Linked DNA regions of Homo sapiens: region 1 is linked to region 2. Evidence: read pairs that join two places in POLR2A ChIA-PET (ENCODE). Cell type or tissue: A673. All regions are shown on one strand. Links, peaks and the distances in the headings refer to the core of each region. The heading gives the core; the rest is flanking DNA.

Region 1 (2,906 bases), core at 121-2,620, 450 kb after region 2:
GCCATGATCACCGGGTGGAGGGTGGGAGTAGGTGGACATGGGTTAGAAAGGTCGTGGGCCAGGCGGCCTCCTAGGCAGCTTCCTGATGTTGGCCTTTTCATAGATGGAAGCCAACCGTCGGGAGCACACACACCACATTACAAGGATCCCAGCCAGGCCCAGGAGGGGAAGCAAGGACACCCTAGAGGCAGAGAGAACTGGCAGGTAGCACCGTGGGGGATGAGAGCGGGTTGGAATCTAGATCCTTCTTGAGAAAGGAGGACGCTGGAGGGTGGGATGTGAAAACTGGGGGAGAGAAGACTCAGAGGTCACTGGAGGTCTGAACAAGTGCAAGGATAGAGGTGCCCCGAGCTGACACGGGTGGCCTGGGCAGGGGCCGGTGTGTTGGGGGAGATCCTGGGGTCTGGAGGCCAGGGGTCGGGCCATGAGGCCGTACCGGCAAAGGCGGTGCGGGCCCTGAAACCAGGCGAAGACAGAGCTGGCGGGAGGCAGCGGCCCCAAAGTCAGGACCGAGGAGGGCCGGGCTGACTGCCAAGGAAGGCCGGGCTGGCTGCCAAGGTCAACCAGGTGGAGGCCTTCGGGGTTCGGCAAGAGCAGTTCTGTGAGCTGGCGGAGCCTGGCGTCTGCCTGCGTGACGTGGAGGAACCGCAGGCGGCGACCGCGGACAGAATGTACAGGTTTCTGGGCGAGGAATGGAGAATGAGGCGGAGCTGGGCTGCAGGAGACGGAGGCAGAGAGAGACGGCCTGGCGGGAGATGCAGGGGCCCGCGGCAGGGCCCTGGAAGCTCCAGGCGGGAGGAGGGACGTGGTGGCGGGCGGGAGGGCAAGGGCTGGGGCCCGGGCTCATTCCGCAGAGCCTGCGGGTACAGCAGGCTGAGGGGTCAGACTGAGCACAGGGAGCTGAATAGCGAGCCCCGCCCGGCAGGGGAAATGAAGGGAGGGTGGTGTGAGAGCTTCTGCCAGGGGCAGAAGGACACCGAGGGACCGCAAGCAGAGCCGAGGGAGTGCGCGCTAGCCCCGGAAGAGGGTGCGCTGGGCTGGCTGCTGAGCTACCCTCAGGAGCTGCAGGGGCTCGAGGGGCTGGAAATGCTGCGGCAGAAACTGGAAGGGCCCTGCCTAGGTTGGCTTAGGAGTAGAGGGGTGCACCCTGGTCAACCCTGCACCTCCGGGGCGCCACGCGCTCGCTGGCGGGAGGGCGGAGGGAGGCGGGAAGGAGACGCTAAGGCGCTGCGATCCCGGACGCGCAGCCCTCTAGGCGTGGAGGCTGCTGGAGCCGCCAGGCAGCTTCTCGGCGACTCCACGCGTCAGTGCAGAGATGCTGCAGGGACGCAGCGCTCACAAAAGCAGCTCCGCTCACAAAAATACGGCCACACCGAGCAGACGTCTGCTTTGACACCACTCGACCCTGCCAAAAAGAGCAATTAATGGGATCAGAAGGGCGGGAGGTGGGAGGGAAGGCGGGGAGTGGGCAATGAGCAGAGCCTGGCTTTCTATCCCAGGACAGCGTGGTGTTCTCAAGGGAATTTAGACAAACATTTCATCCTAACCTCAACAACAGGTCCTCCTGAGTCCTCATACAACCTATCCTTAGGCGGTAACAGGCTGCAGCTGTTGAAGTCTAATTTCACTCTATTGATTGGTACTTTCAATGGAATGCTTTCTGATTAATTCTGTGCCTTTAGTTTTACCCTGGACATGTTTCAAGACAATGTATTAATAAGACTCTGGTGTTACGTATTCAATCAATTTATAGATGAAACCCAGAAAACTCAAATATGGTTAGAGGACTGGATTAAATGATATTTACTTTGGCAATAGAGAAATAAAAGTATACTGAACTGATGGAAATATTCTAAAACTATATTGCAGTGATGGTTACACAACTCTACAGATTTACTGACAATGGGTGAAATATGTAGCATGTTAAAAATACCAGCTGTTAAAAATGAAGAAAAAGTCTATCAGTAAAAAAATAAATACGTGTCTAACTGGAAGAAGATAAGATACAGAGGCAGGGGGGAAAGAGGGTAGGGTAGGGGGGCTAAGAGCCTCATTCACATCGTGGTGTGGCAGTTAATACAGTCTAAGTTTACAGAACAAGAAATTCAAGTTCAAGCATATTGCTTAAATCTAGTTAACCTATAGGAAAACTAAGTATAATAATAAGCACAGCAAAGTAGGAGGAAGAAGACAAGTAGCCTTAATCAGCTAAACCTTCCTCTTTTATAATGGAAAGCCACTGCAAAAGAAATCGAGGTTGATAAATACAGAAGCTCGATAAGTGTATTATTACTTAAAATTTTGAATTTTGAAAGGAACTCCCCAAAAATCTAAAAATGCTTATTGTTAAAAAAAATTTTTTTTGAGATAGGATCTCTCTCTGTCACCCAGGCTGGAGTGGAATGGTGTGATCATAGCACACTACAGCCTCTCTACCTCCTGGGCTCAAGCGATCCTCACGTCTCAGCCTCCTGAGTAACTGTGACTACAGGTGGGTGCCAGCACACCCAGCTGATTTTTTTATAGAGAAGAGGTCGCGCTGTGTTGCCCAGGCTGGTCTCAAACTCCTGGCCTCAAGCAGTCCTCCCACTTCAGCTCCTAAAGTGTTGGGACCACAGGCATGAGCCACCATGCCAGCCTAAATTTTGCCTTTAAAAATTGTCCCATGAATTCCTGGATTGGCATAACAGTTGGTATTGTCTTGATAGAAGAGTTGTTGAAATAATCTATCACCTTCACACTGCCCGGCATGTGCACACACGTGCATGTCTGCGCATGTCCGTATGTGTGCACATGTCACATGAATGTGCAAGTGTGTGCAAATGTGCAAGTGTTTGTGTGTGCTTGTCTGTGTCCATGTGTATGTGTGTATGTATGTTTTAAGAGACCTGTAAAATCAAAAGAAA
Region 2 (2,906 bases), core at 231-2,730:
CAGAGCTCACGCTGGATGGCTGGGCAGATGAGGTCTTCAGAGACTCTCCAGGGAGGTACGGCTCTGCCTTTCTACTCAGTATGCAAGCTCCCCAGACTTCTGAAGAGGGATGTTTCTCCTTAGAGAAAGTCTCCCTGAATGTGGGTATTTCATAAGTTCTTGGACCAGTTCTGCTCTTCTCAGTCCTGCTTTTTGTCAACATACATTGAATCACTTCTCCCTGGCAAAAGAGCAGCATGTGAAGAAAATGTGATCCTTGGTGGTTTGACATGAAATTGACTTTTTCTTCTAGCAACACTTATGAATATTCAAATACAATTATGGAAAAGATTTTTTGCACTGATCAGCATAACAAACAAATTAGACATCCCAGTGTGCAAATATAACTTTCTGAATTTCCTAGTTTTAAATATTCCAGTGGCCAGGATACCCTATCCAGAGGAAGCAGGACCGTCTCAGCTGACCAGGGCCCTTGCCTGCTAATAGCATCATGCATACCTTGTTTCTTCATGAGGCTGCTTGCCCGAGTTCCAATCCACCAGGAATTCATCTTGTATCATAGCTGATGGATCCCGTGTCTCGTTTCTAAGTTGGAGCATCACTTTGCAGCTCCCAACCAGGGCCAGCCACAAAATTTGAAAGGCCCAGTGCAAAATAAAAATGCAGAGCCCCTTGTTCAAAAAGCAGGAAAAGAATGGGCCAGCAAAGGAACTAAAATAAACGAAAGCTTTTCCCTTTCTTCCATGGTCTCTCTTTTGACCTATCATGGTGTTTTTATTTGCTACTGAATATCATGCTTTCTTGGGACAGGGTGAGTGTCAACTGTCACACTTGCCCAGGGGCCCTGCCGAGTGACTTGGTGGGTACACAGTCCACCAGCTGCTTGCATGGCCACGCCCACCCTGAGATGCCACGGGTAGTGTAGTAAAAGCATCTGATGTCAACCCCACACCCCTCCACACATACACACTCAGGTTCCCGCAGACCATGGAGGGCACCAGCGGTTGCTGGGTGAGGGTGGGGATGGGGAGGCCATGTGGGGCCCAGGACACCAAAGGGAGGGAGACGAGCAGTCAATAATGTGCCTGGGAGAGGTGGCGGACCAGCAGCAGATGGGAGCACACATGAGGCAGGCTCCAAGTGCTCACGTATGCTCCACTGTCCAATGAGGCCTCACTTACACCACACAAATTCAAAGATAAAATAAAGTTTTTTTTGTTTTGTTTTGTTTTGTTTTGTTTTGGAGACAAGAGTCTCACTCTGTCACCCAGGCTAGAGTGCAGTGGCGCAATCTTGGCTCACTGCAACTTCCACCTTCCAGGTTCAAGTGATTCTCCTGCCTCAGCCTCCCAAACAGCTGGGGCTACAGGTGTCCACCACCACACCTGGCTAATTTTTTGTATTTTTAGTAGAGATGGGGTTTCTCCATGCTGGCCAGGCTGGTCTCAAACTCCTGACCTCAAGTGATCCGCCCCCCTCGGCCTCCTAAAGTGCTGGGATTAGAGGCATGAGCCACCGTGCCCAGCCTGATAAAATAATTAAGAATGTCAAGACAGCAATCACAGAGCACTAAACCCCAAGTGCAGGGCCCTGTGCCTCTGAGGGGCTGCATGGCCACGAAGCCACCCTGCTCCAGCATTGGCAGCAGGAAATACAATCCATTCCTGGATGGAGGTTGGGTTAGTTCCTCAGGGCTGCTGTAACAAAGACAACCTGGGTGGCTCCAAACAACAGAAATGGGCTATCTCATAGTTCCAGAGGCCAGAAGTCTGACATCAGCGTGGTGCAGGGCCGTGCTCCCTCTGAAACCTTAGGAAGTCCTTGCTTGCCTCTTCCTGGCTTCTGGTGGCTGCAGCAATCTTTGGAGTTCCTTGGCTTGTGGCTGTGTCACTCCAATCCTAGGTCTTCACCGGTCTCCTTTTTATAAGAACACAGTCACATTGGGTCAGCGGCCCACCCTGCTCCAATGTGACCTAACTTTAACTATTACATCTGCAAGGATCCTGTTTCCAAATAAGGTCACATTTTGAGGTCCTGAGAGTTAGGACTTCAGAATGGCTCATCTTTGTGGGGGATGCACAACCCATAATAGAGGTGTGGAGGAAGGAGAGTTTCTTCAAGGGGCAGGACTGGGAAAGACTTTGTAAGGAGGCTGGTCCTTGAAAGAGGTGGCAGGAGCGGGGCCACAGCAGGTTGGGAGAGGGAAGAGTGAGCTTCTCAGTTGGGCCACCATGAGGGTGGCTGTCACTGGGTGCAGACAGCCGACCCCACTGTCAAGTTCTAGGGCTGGGCACACTGTTGCCCAGGAAGCAGGAGCTGGTCAAACCCCTATGGGGGTTTCCTAGGAGATAAACCCCACGGCCCAGGTAGGGCACGACAGAACAGACTGTATGGGGACAAGAGGTTCAATTGGCAGGACTCTTGGTAACACAAGGAAGGGTGGAAATGCAGAGGGAACAAGCCATGACTGTCTGCTCTGCAAACATAACTTGTCACATTAAAATCACCCACTCTCTGCCTGGGCGCGGTGGCTCATGCCTATAATCCCAGCACTTTGGGAGGCCAAGGCAGGTGGATCACAAGGTCAGGAGATTGAGACCATCCTGGCCAACATGGTGAAACCTCGTCTCTACTAAAAATACAAAAATTAGCTGGGCATGGTGGTGTGCACCTGCAATCCCAGCTACTTGGGAGGCTGAGGCAGAAGAATCGCTTGAACCCGGGAGGCAGAGGTTGCAGTGAGCCAAGATTGCACTACTGCATTCTAGCCTGGTGACAGAGCAAGACTCCATCGCAAAAAAAAAAAAAAAGAGGCACCTGAAAGATGCTTCGCTATGACATAGAACACATTTCTATAGCTTGTATTTTTGAAAACATGTTTACCAGATGCCCAGGGCTTTTGTTTT

The links. ChIA-PET counts read pairs that join two places held together with the same protein. Peaks named below come from ENCODE experiments on the same cell type or tissue, not always from the same donor. Only the 100,000 strongest peaks of a DNase experiment are listed, where the experiment ranks them.
Region 1: POLR2A ChIA-PET joins it to region 2 with 14 read pairs; 3 of 35 experiments call an interaction of 5 or more read pairs at or near these places.

What each region holds. Positions count from the first base shown.
Region 1 is chr9:88,074,681-88,077,586 of GRCh38, reverse strand. LOC124902201 (syncytin-A-like) reads left to right here. Exons shown (of 7, transcript XM_047424307.1): 2 at 104-204. All of the region lies in intron 1 of LINC03026 (long intergenic non-protein coding RNA 3026), which reads left to right. Among named protein-coding and RNA genes, the nearest start is that of LINC03026, 1.8 kb to the left of the region's middle. RefSeq lists an enhancer at 439-989. In A673, for the core only: a CTCF peak has its summit at 1,290; DNase peaks (open chromatin) are centred at 726 and 1,266; H3K4me3 peaks cover 873 bases; H3K27ac peaks cover 1,213 bases.
Region 2 is chr9:88,525,793-88,528,698 of GRCh38, reverse strand. It overlaps LOC105376134 (a long non-coding RNA gene), which reads left to right. Exons shown (of 2, transcript XR_007061653.1): 2 at 1-739. Among named protein-coding and RNA genes, the nearest start is that of NXNL2, 7.9 kb to the left of the region's middle. In A673, for the core only: no CTCF peak of the experiment used is centred there; no DNase peak of the experiment used is centred there.